Linked DNA regions of Homo sapiens: region 1 is linked to region 2. Evidence: chromatin loops called from intact Hi-C (ENCODE). Cell type or tissue: B cell. All regions are shown on one strand. Each heading gives the region's core, and the rest is flanking DNA. Links, peaks and the distances in the headings are about the cores only.

What was found. Peaks named below come from ENCODE experiments on the same cell type or tissue, not always from the same donor. Only the 100,000 strongest peaks of a DNase experiment are listed, where the experiment ranks them.
Region 1: it touches region 2 in a loop (10-fold over the local background); 17 of 110 quality-filtered maps call a loop at or near these places.

Annotation. Positions count from the first base shown.
Region 1 is chr11:18,585,927-18,591,274 of GRCh38, reverse strand. UEVLD (UEV and lactate/malate dehyrogenase domains) reads left to right here and starts at 2,541. Exons shown (of 12, transcript NM_001040697.4): 1 at 2,541-2,662. The coding sequence starts at 2,621. LOC112268073 (a long non-coding RNA gene) reads left to right here. Exons shown (of 4, transcript XR_002957242.2): 3 at 434-739; 4 at 995-1,182. RefSeq lists enhancers at 2,424-2,473, 2,379-2,673, 2,734-2,793, 2,834-2,983, 3,384-3,493. In B cell, for the core only: no CTCF peak of the experiment used is centred there; DNase peaks (open chromatin) are centred at 2,594 and 3,234; H3K4me3 peaks cover 1,732 bases; H3K27ac peaks cover 1,926 bases.
Region 2 is chr11:18,695,575-18,700,945 of GRCh38, reverse strand. TMEM86A (transmembrane protein 86A) reads right to left here and starts at 2,167. Exons shown (of 3, transcript NM_153347.3): 1 at 2,039-2,167; 2 at 1-13. The coding sequence starts at 2,059. RefSeq lists a silencer at 2,056-2,365 and an enhancer at 1,959-2,460. In B cell, for the core only: no CTCF peak of the experiment used is centred there; DNase peaks (open chromatin) are centred at 619, 855 and 2,265; H3K4me3 peaks cover 1,558 bases; H3K27ac peaks cover 390 bases; H3K27me3 peaks cover 1,365 bases.

The sequences.
Region 1 (5,348 bases), core at 349-5,348, 110 kb after region 2:
CACACACACTCACTCACTCACACTCTCTCTGGCATAAAGTGTGCATAGTGACTAGACCAGAAGAGAATTGGTTTGGTTGGAAGGCCTCTTTCATAAAAGGCTCTTTCATAAAAGATGGAAGAATCTTGCTCTGGCCTTGCTGCTAACTGGTATCTTTTCCTTATACCACGGATTTCTGGCAGGATCTATTAGAATTTGGAGCCCCTGGCAGTTCTACTGTTTTAAGGTTGGTTAGATCTGGCTGAGATGCACTTAACAGCCCTTCTATCAGCTTTTCTCTGTAATCTTCCTCCTACCTTGTCTTCTGGCCTACTCTTGCCTGACACTACTGCCTCTTCACAACACTGCAGAGTTATTAATATTTTTTTAAAGCTCAGTCAGATCATGTCACTGTTCTGTTCGAAACCTCCCAGTGGCTTTCTCTTTCTCCCAGATTAAAAGCCTGAGAAAGGAAGAGGCAGGCCCTGACATCTGAGAGCTGGTCTGACACAGCTAGACTTCAGGGTTGTTAGAAGCTGGCCTGATGCTCACAGCTTGGCCCAGTTATTCTTCTGTGGGACATAATCTCACAGAACACCAACATGAGACAAGGTCAGTCAGACTATAAAAAAGGGACACAACAACAAGGCCATTTCAAAATTGTGTCTAAGCAGAGACAAGAGAGCAAGGTCACTGTGCAAGCCATGAAATACCAAACGTCCTTCTCTGCTATTATGAGTGACTGCTGCTTCTTTACTAGGTATAGCTTTATCCTCACTCTAGTCTGTCCATCTTATAGACAATACTTATTCAGATACCTAGTCACAGAAATGTCCCTGCTTTCTGACAGCACCCAATCCAGGGTGAAGCCTGGCTTTCTTGAGCCCTCCCGCAAATCGCCCAAATTCTATAATAGGTTCTCTCACCCTCACCAAGCTGTCCCAATGGTCCTCCACAACACCTGCTTCCTCACTGCAAGAACTATTAATAATGAACTCAACTTGTTTAAGCACAGGTGTGTTCCTGATGGTCTCTGGCTGGAGGGCAGGGACAGGCCAGAGTCCTTACAATTGTCTACAAAGTCCCACAGTGGTTCTTGGACTTCATCACCCATCAGAATCATCTGGAAGAATTGTTAAAAGAGAATTGCTGGTCCCCAACCCCAGAGCCTGTGATTGAATAAAGCTGGGGTTGAGGTCTTAGCATCTGCATTTCTAACAACTCCCAGCACCTGAGGCTGCAGATCTGGGGCTCACACTAGAAGACTCACTTCTCTAAACCACTTGTTCCCCCGTCTTATTTCCCTGACTTAGCCTCCTTGTCTCCACTCCCATCTTACTTCATTCTACTCCAGCCACACTGGCCTCCTTGCTGTGTTGAGCCTCCCTGGGCACATGCCTTAGGCTACTGCTTTGTCTGCACTCGGATTCGTAACACTTACTCCCTCACCCCTCAGTGAGACCTACCCCAATCTCCCTACCCTTTTCAGAATTTATTCTCCACAACACGTAATCAACCTTCTGACATGCTGAATAATTTACTTATTACATTTATTGTTTTGCTCTCTCTCTGCTAATAAAGGAATGACACCCTTAAGACATCAGCTATCTGAGTGTATTTTGTTCACGGCTGTATCCTGAGACCTGGAAAAATAGCTGGCAAGTAGTAGATGCTCAACAAAAACTTTCTGAATGAATGTTCCTTCCAGCTTTTCAGCTTCTTCTCCTGAGTCAGGGCAGCACTCCCTTCAGATCTTCCTATAAATACAATCTCTCTCCTATATGTCCAACCTCTTGACAATTACAATATCCAGCTCCTGGGACTTTTCGCTTCAGTGGCTCAGGCCAGGGATACAGGGCAGGTAAGTCAGCCATGGGCCAAGGAGATCAAACAACGCCAGAAAATTACTGTATCCTGCATCTCTTCTTCACCCACCTTCTCCAGATGACCTTATCCACCCATCTCCCTCCTCTCTTGTTTTCCAACTATTTGTTCACCTGGATTTCTCCTCTCTTTGACCACCAACATTGTTATGGCACCCCTAAAAAAAATAAAAAAAGCAACCACTCTCCCCGTGCTAAGCCACCCTCATGCTGGGGCTGTCCTATCTCCGCTTCTCCGGCAAGGCTCCTCCTGACTTTGTTTTTCCTTTCTACTCCCTGAAATTTTGCTTCTGAAGTTCCATTACCGCCTCCTTCCTAAATTCAACTGCAATTTTCGGTCTTGCTCTTTCCTGATACACTGTGGAATTTAATACATCTGTCTGGAAACTCTTCAAGAACACCGCGTGTTGCCTCTACCTCCTTTAGTGCTTCTACTCCGGTCCTTCCTAGTCTTCTCTTCATAAGTGTCCCCAAGTTTCCTTCCAGGAAGATGGGTCGTGGTTTCCTTGACGCCAATGCGTTTCTGGCCGTGCCCTCGTCACTTGCCCACTCCGGGGTCACGAAGGAGAGGCCCCGGATTCCGGGCGCAGCCGCGGCTGAGCCCGGGGCGTTGAATGCGGGTGGAATTTCCAGTCTGGGAAGGGGCGGGGCCTTGGACCGCCGGGAAGTTTGGTCCTCAGCGGCTTCCGTCCTGCAGCAAGTCCGGAAGAAGGTCCGGGGGCTGGAGTCCTGGGACCTAGCTCGGGACCGGCCTGGAGATGGAGTTCGACTGCGAGGGCCTGAGACGGCTGCTTGGCAAGGTGCGGGCAGTCCGCTGGGCCAGTTTGGGTCCTCAGGGTCTTGCGGGGGGTGCCTCTGCCTTTGGCCAGGTTGCCTCCGTTTTGCGTTTCCCGGCTTGTAGTGGGGCTTGGAGCCGGGGCGGCTGGTCTGAAACCGGCTATGGGGCGCGGCCCCAGGGAGGCTGAGGGGACCTGGATTCTGATTTCTCCCGCAACTCTGAGGTTTCCCAACCTCCACCTGGTGCGAGCCCTCCTCATACCCCCAGCTTCACTGACCTCAAACAGCTCCCAGCACACGCCTAACCACGCCTTTCTCTCTTTCTCTCTGCTGAAATGGTCTGCCTTTTTTTTCTTTTTTCTTGAATTGCAAAGCTCATCCTTTGTAAGACCCAACTCAGTCACTCCCTGTAAGATTGAATCAACCCTTCTGTTTTGAAAGATATCGATTATCACATTGTGGAGTAATTATGTATTTACAAACCGTAATCTTGCTGTGAGCCCCTTTGACTGCAGACATTGTGCTTTTGTATTCCCTTCCTCTAGCCACTATGTTTGACAACACCATAGGTACTAAGTAACTGTGCAGTGAATGAAAGACCTGAGTAGATTTAGAGATGAAGACAGAGCTTGAAGGCCCTGGAGAGATCTTAATGTTGGAAGGCTGGGGAGTAGGCGGGCCGACCTAGAAATCTGACCTATATTTCTGAGACCTGACTAGCCTGAGTTTCCGGTGTACAATCTGAGGGAATCCCCGCCAATTTTCTAGTTAAGAAGACTAGTTTTCACCAGTTTCCTAGTTAAGGTGGTTTTTTGTTTTTTGTGTTTTTTTTTTTGACAGAGTCTTGCTCTGTCCCCCAGGCTGGAGTGCAGTGGTGCGATCTAGGCTCACTGCAACCTCCACCTCCCGGGTTCAAGCCGATTCTCGTGCCTCAGCCTCCCAAGTAGCTGGGACTACAGGCGCGTGCCACCATGCCTGGCTAATTTTTGTATTTTAGTAGAGATGGGTTTTCACCATGTTGGCCAGTCTGGTCTCGAACTCTTGACCTCAAGTGATCCACTCGCCTGAGCCTCCCAAAGTGGTGGAATTACAGGTATGAACCACCGCACCCGGCCTTAAATAATTCTTAATGCTTCTTAAGACTTCCTAATGCAGAAACCATAGTTTATGCCATTTTTGTTATACTTGCCTCTTTCTTTGTTGGGGCAGTTTACATACCCGTGGGAGGTTTTGAAGTCCTAAGATTGAAATTGTTTATGTAAGTGACTTGAATGAATTTATCTACTGCGACAGGTGCAGATCTTGTAGGAAGAGAAGTATCATAATGCTACCCTTTCTGTCTCCTCTTCAGAGCATGTGAAATTAAAAGAACCATTCAAGTTTTAATGTGCAGAGGATGATGGATTGTCCGATGGGAAGAATTGTTCAAGTTAAGATTCAAACATAGAGCATATTTTTGGTGGCACTGGAATGAAGGAAAAGAAGAGAGACAATGGTTTTTTCAAGGGTGAGAGTAGAATAGTAGAGGATTTTTTTTTCCCCATCAGTGCATAGCATAGAGTCTGGCACATAGGTAGCTTATTATTATTATTACTGTTTGTTTTGAGACGGAGTCTCGCTCTGTCACCCAGGTTGAAGTGCAGTGGCGCGATCTCTGCTCACTGCCATCTCCGCCTCCTGGGTTCAAGCGATTCTCCTGCCTTAGCATCCTGAGTAGCTGGGACTACAGGCGCCCACCACCAAGCCCGGCTAATTTTTTTTGTATTTTTAGTAGCGACGAGGTTTCGTCATATTGGCCAGGCTGGGGTAGCTTATTATTAATAAGTATTTGTTGGCTGTATAAATTAAGGAAACCAATCAGAAACAAGTCAGTGCAGCAAATATATGAAGTTTCCTGACCATTCACTGCAGTCTGCAAATAATATTGTTTAATATCTAGAAATAATTTTAGTCTAGGCACAGTTACTCATGCCTGTAGTCCCCGCTACTTGAGAGGCTGAGGCAGGAGAATAGCTTGAGCCCTGGTGTTTGAGTATGCAGAGAGCTATGATTGTGCCACTGCTTGCCAGCCTGGGAGACAGAACGAGACCGTGTCTCTAAAAAGTAGAAATAAATGTAAGGCCAGGCACGGTAGCTCACGTCTGTAATTCCAGCACTTTGGGAGACCGAGGCGGGTAGATCACCTGCGGCCAGGAGTTCGAGATCGGCCTGTCCAACATGGTGAAACCCCATCTCTACTAAAAATACAAAAAAATAAGCCAGGCGTGGTGGCCCGCTCCTGTAATCCCATCTACTCGGGAGGCTGAAGCAGGAGAATCACTTGAACCTGGGAGGTGGAGGTTACAGTGGCCCAAGATCGTGCCACTGCACTCCAGCCTGGGCAACAGAGGGAGACCCCATCTCAAAAAAATAAAAAAAAATGAATTTAAAATTTTTTAAAACTTAGAAATAATTTTGTTGCAGAAAAAATCGATGGAGAAGTGATCAGTACATTAAAAAATTAAGCAACTATGGAGAAAGTAAAAAATCTAATTAAATAGATATCCCAGTTTCATAGATGTGAAGATTGTCAGTTCTCTCCAAATTTATCTATAGGGTCAATGCATTTCTTGGAAACTTCAAACTGATTCTAAAATTCATTCAGAAGAGCAGAAGGCCAAGGATAACCTTGACATTATTATGGAAAAAAAATAGATATGAGGGCTGGGT
Region 2 (5,371 bases), core at 171-5,170:
CTTCACTCTTCACCTGGAGGACACAGGACAAGGGCAGCACTCAGAACTTGGGGGTTGAAAGCCAGCACCCTCAGCCTAGGCATCCACCCCAGAGACACTCCCATCCATACCCCCACCTCACTTCCACCCCCAACCTGAGAAGACTGACACAGAGAAACCCAGCCTGGCCTGCCTCTACCAGCCAGCAGGTTGTGGCCAAACCCATTACTGCCCTGAGGCTCAGTATATTAGGAGGGGCACCCTTCTGCAGCCTAGTGTGCTTCTCCCTTCCTGCCCCCTCCTTCTCCCTCCTCAGGGCCCCTTTAGCCCCTCCTCTCTGCCAGCAACAGCCCCCAGCTGTTCACTCTGGAATGGAGTGAAGTCAGTGGGAAACCACAGAGACACCCTGACTGGCCAACTCGTGATCCTCAGCATGGGGCCAGGGTGCAGCCTTAGGGCCCTGGCAACACCAGGTGTGTGCCAGGAATGTGGGAAAGCAGGCAATGGCAATCACCTCAGCCACCACAGCCTCTCTCCTCCTCAACCAGTCTGTTCCTCAGCCTCCACTCCACCTGCCCCAGCCTGAAGGTGGCATCAAGGGCAAGGAGGGCTATGCTAGGGATGCTGGCTAGATAAATGGACCCATGAGTTGGGAGCAAGAAAATTGTCCTTCAAACACCAAAGATTTCAAGGATTGGGGGAAGGGAGGGTGTGTGTCAGTCAGCCTCATTTCCCAGAGAACAAGAGCAACTCAAGCCACACCAGAAAGAGGCAGGAAAGGGGGGAGAGGTTCTATTCCCAGCTTCTGATCTGGAGCCAGCAGACAGGCTGGGAGATGGGGAACTGAGAGGGGGAAGTTAGAGCAGCTGACTTGGTCTCAGCCGGATTAGCAGAGGGCAGCTAAAGAAAGGTTGTACCCAAGGCCACTGCAGGCAGAGTCCAAGCTGGGGGAGGGGGCTGCAGCGATGTTCTGAATCTGTGATCCTTGAAACTCCTTTCCTTGGGCTGCTAACAGATCCATTGAGGGTGATATGGAGCAGCTGGAGTTCCCTGTACACCCACACTCTGCCCAAAGCGATTGTGTCTCTGGCTAGGTGAGCTGCCCAGCACAGGACTTGGGAAACACTCAGAGTCCAGACGACCAGGTACCTAAGGACTGATCAGACTGTGATGAGGAGGATTGGGAAGAGGCGGATGGGTGGTTCCAGGGTCCAAGCCTTTCCTTGTTCTGCCAGAGGTAAGAGCAGTGAGAAGAGATGACTTCCACTTCCCATGGAAATTAAGGCTGGTCAGGGTAGGGGCATGGTCAGAGGAGGCGGCTGGAGGGGATGCCCAGGCCCACAATGCCCAGCAACCACCTGCCAGCCCCTGGGAGCATTAACCTCCGCTCCATGGCCTCTCCCAGCCCCATATTTTCTAGAAGGAGATACTGGCAGTAGCTGGAGAGACCCTGACAGTTATAGGGAACCCAGTAGTAGAATAAGGAGGATGGGGAGACGAAACAAAAGGTTCAAGTTGAGAAAGTCTGAAAAGCAGGGGATGTCATAGAGAATGCCCCCTTTTCCCCCAGCGCGTTATCAGCGCTTCTTAGACTCAGGGGCGTCCGCCAACTTGTTTACAAAATGAGGAAGGTTAGGAAACAAACTTGGGACGGCATTCCCAGGAGGTCCCTGTTATCCTCCCAGCATCCCCCGCCCCCACGCCTCCCTGTGGTCCGCCTACGCGGAACTCTGCGGCCGGCAGCGGTCCCCTCCCTCTCCCGGGCCGCGACCCCGCCGACCCGCGCCAAATACATGGAGATCAACAAAGTCACGCTTCCGAGTCACGTGGCCAGTGTTTTCCTCCCTCCGCGGGCGGGCTGGGGGCGCGCGAGGAGGGGCGCCGCGAGTCTGAGGAGCGGGGGGCGGTGACAGCGCCCGCCTCCCGCCGCGGGACTCCGGCCGCCACGGGACCCCCGCCCCGCCTCGGCCCCTTCGGCAGCTCGGCCTGCCGAAGTCCGGTGGCCAGGCCGGTGGGCTCCAGCCGCGCCGGGCACTGGCTCGCTCGCTCGCTCACTCACCACAGTGACCGGGGACACCATGGCGGCGGCGGCGGCGGCTGGCACCCTGCTCCGGGCTGCAGCGGCCAGGACGCGCCCACGGCCAGGTAAGCCGGCGACGATTCTACAAAGCCCGGAGGGACGGACAATACCTCCCGAGCGCCCGGCGCCGGGGTTCTGTCAGCTAGCCCCGTGACGTCACCGCTGCCAGGGCCAATGAGCGGGCGGGAGCCGGGGGGGCGGGGCCCGGCTGGCGGCGCCGGCCAGGCCCCCGGCTGCTGCTCGGAGAAAGGAGGCATCTCCCAGGGGTCAGAAGGCGGATACCCCCCAGGCCCCGCCCCCTTGGGAGGCCGTGCCAAGGCGTCCACGGAACGTGAACGTGACCGTGACCCCGGTGCCTGGGTGAGGACTGAGCTTGGCTGAGAGACAAACACATTGCTGTCCTGGACGCACAGCCACATACATTTTCTCATAACCCGGGAGCAAAAGGCAAAGACAGATTCCCTTAAGCCTTTAAACATGCAGTCCACGCCGATACGATTGCAATTGGACTCACAACCTTCACTGTGTACAAACACACATCCAAATCATCAGCAAACACACAACCTTCGACTTGAAAAGCGGCACGTATATAGGTATGCAGCAGCCATGGACCCATAATCGTAGCATATACATCACACATACAGAATCATAATTACCCTTAAGCACTCAACAAGTACACAGATCCAAAACCAACAACCACAAATTGACATATATGCTCCATGTAAGAAAAGAGACATATACAGGGACTCTACAGCAGCTCGTAGACCCATGACCCTAATATAGAAACAAACACAGATAATTGGCCGTAGGCACACACCTCTTACAACTCAGAGACCACTGCCACACATACAAGAGCACCCCAAGAATGACAGACAGGCAGACCCAAAGAAGCGTGAGCTAACTTTGCCAAAAATACGTCCCAAGTGGATTTAATGTTGATTTTACGTAGACTAAAGGAACACAAGCTCATTCAGAGCGGTGCATGTTCAGAATCATTGGAATTACATGGAGAGGTAGGTGGCCAGATGGACTGAAATCTAGTCCCAGTTTTGCCACTTCCATGCTGTTAGATTGGGTGAATCACTTCCCCTCTCTGGTCTTGATTTCCTCACTTAGAAGATGAGCGGGTGAGTTCTAAGGTTCCACCCAACTCTGACATGTGTAGGTTGGGGAAGAGGAAGGGCTGCTGGTTTTAGGAAATTTAAGTCTAGCAATCCTGGAGATGGAGATTTCAGCTGTATCTCAAAGGATGGGCAAGTAGTCTGTAAGCTACTGTAGAAGGGCAGTAGCTGTGTGTCAGGCTTTGGGAATTGATGGGAAAGGGGTGACCAGCCCTAATTAGCAGCCAAAAAGGAGTTTCAAACATCCTGGCATGGTGACACAGGCCCTTGTGCTGGTCCTGAGCCTTGTGCTGTTTGGGCAGAGACCGACAGGCTGAAGTCTCCTGTAAGCCCCTCCCACAATGGGTCTCTTCCTTTTCCTTCTGGATCCTACCCAGTTTTCCCTAAAGTCCCAACACCCATTCAGAGGGGTGATAGTCCTCTTCTGGTGACAGAATTGGCAACCAGAGATTCAGAGTCCAGTACAACAAGAGTGAGAGTCAAGGCTTGGGACAGGAGTCACCCAGATCTTCCCCCCATCCCCTCCAGTCCCCTCCAGCATAGAGTTCTAAGGGTCAATGACCTCTGCCTACTCCTCTTTCTTTCCAGTTAGGGGCTTTGGGGAGAGCACCTTACCAGAATGAAGGACTATAACTGCTGCCCCAGGGCTTTGTCACTCACACACACACACACACACATTTCTACCAAGTGTGCTGCCTAGAGAGAACACTGGCTTGAGAGTTAGAAATGCCATTCTTAGTCCTAGTGCTTCCTTCTCCATGACTCACTACTGTGGTGTATAATTGAGCACATCATTCCATCTTTGGAGCTTCAGATTTCTCATGAATAAAATGGAGGAAATGGGCTAGTAGAAGGTGCAAATATTCCAGTTTTCCAGCCAAACCCTCTAACATCACCTGAGGGATAGTTCTCAAACAGAAATTTGCCAAGTCAGGGCATTTTTCATTTCTCTAGACCTTAGTTTGCCTCTCTATAAAAATGAGAAGGTGGACTATATCCGTGGTTCTCAACAAGTGGTACCTATCAAAATTACTTGGAAAGCTTTTAAAAACATAGATGCCGTTGCCCCACCCAAGACCTACTAATTAGTGGCACCAGTTCTAAGAAGCTTGCACATACAAATACCTAACAATACAAAACATGAGACTTAGAACTCCCATCTACAGGGTTCCACTCAGTGCTTGATTACCCAGTAGGCAAACTAATCATATACACAAGTCGCCTACAAAGCAGAGGCATCCCCCCTCAATGCCGGTTTTTCTCCATTTGCCTTCCCACCACCTAGATTCATTCTTGGCTCTTCTCTACCCTGTCCTGGGAGCCTGAGCTCTATGGACTGTATCTTCAGGGATCACCAGGGCCCTGGCTTCTGGCTGAGTTCAGCCAATGAAATTCAGAGGCAGGAGATGAGAACATGGACGAGGCCTGATGGACCAGGCTGAGATTCTGGCTGTGGCCTGCTTCTCCATGGCTACAGCCCCAGGCTCCCTCCCCATACCTTCAGGCCAGGGGTGGCAACAGTTTCCTGCTGTTGCTAGTCTTTTTTTTTTTTTTTTTTTTTTGAGACAGGGTCTTGCTCTGTCCCCCAGGCTGCCATGCAGTGGTGTGATCTATGCTCACTGCAACCTCTGCCTCCTGGGTTCAAGCGATTCTCCTGCCTCAGCTTCCCTGGTAGCTGGGATTACAGGTATGTGCCACCACGCCCGGCTAATTTTGTATTTTTAGTAGAGATGGGGTTTTACCATGTTGGTCAGGCTGCTCTCGAACTCCTGACCTCAGGTGATCCACCCGCCTCGGCCTCCCAAAGTGCTGGGATTACAGGCATGAGCTACTGTGCCCAGTGCTATTGCTAGTCTTTAGGTGCCTCCTCACCCATGGCTAGTTTCGTCTCTGCAAATAGTCATTAAATTCTCTTCAGTTAAATTATTGAGTGTGCCAGTACCCTGGCTGATATAGGCACCCACAAAGCAAGGGCACCACCCTCTTCCCAAAGAGAAAGAGCTTATTCTGACTTCATTCATATGGTTGAGATTTGTTGTTTCAAAAGTAAATTTTCATTTACTATTTACTAGTGTTTACTATTTACTAGTGTTTTTATTTTGAATTGCATATTGCAGGAGGCAGAAAGTGGGATAAGGCTTCCTGAAAATGGGCATTTCTCCCTTTTGGTAGGAACTGGCATTTCTTCCTT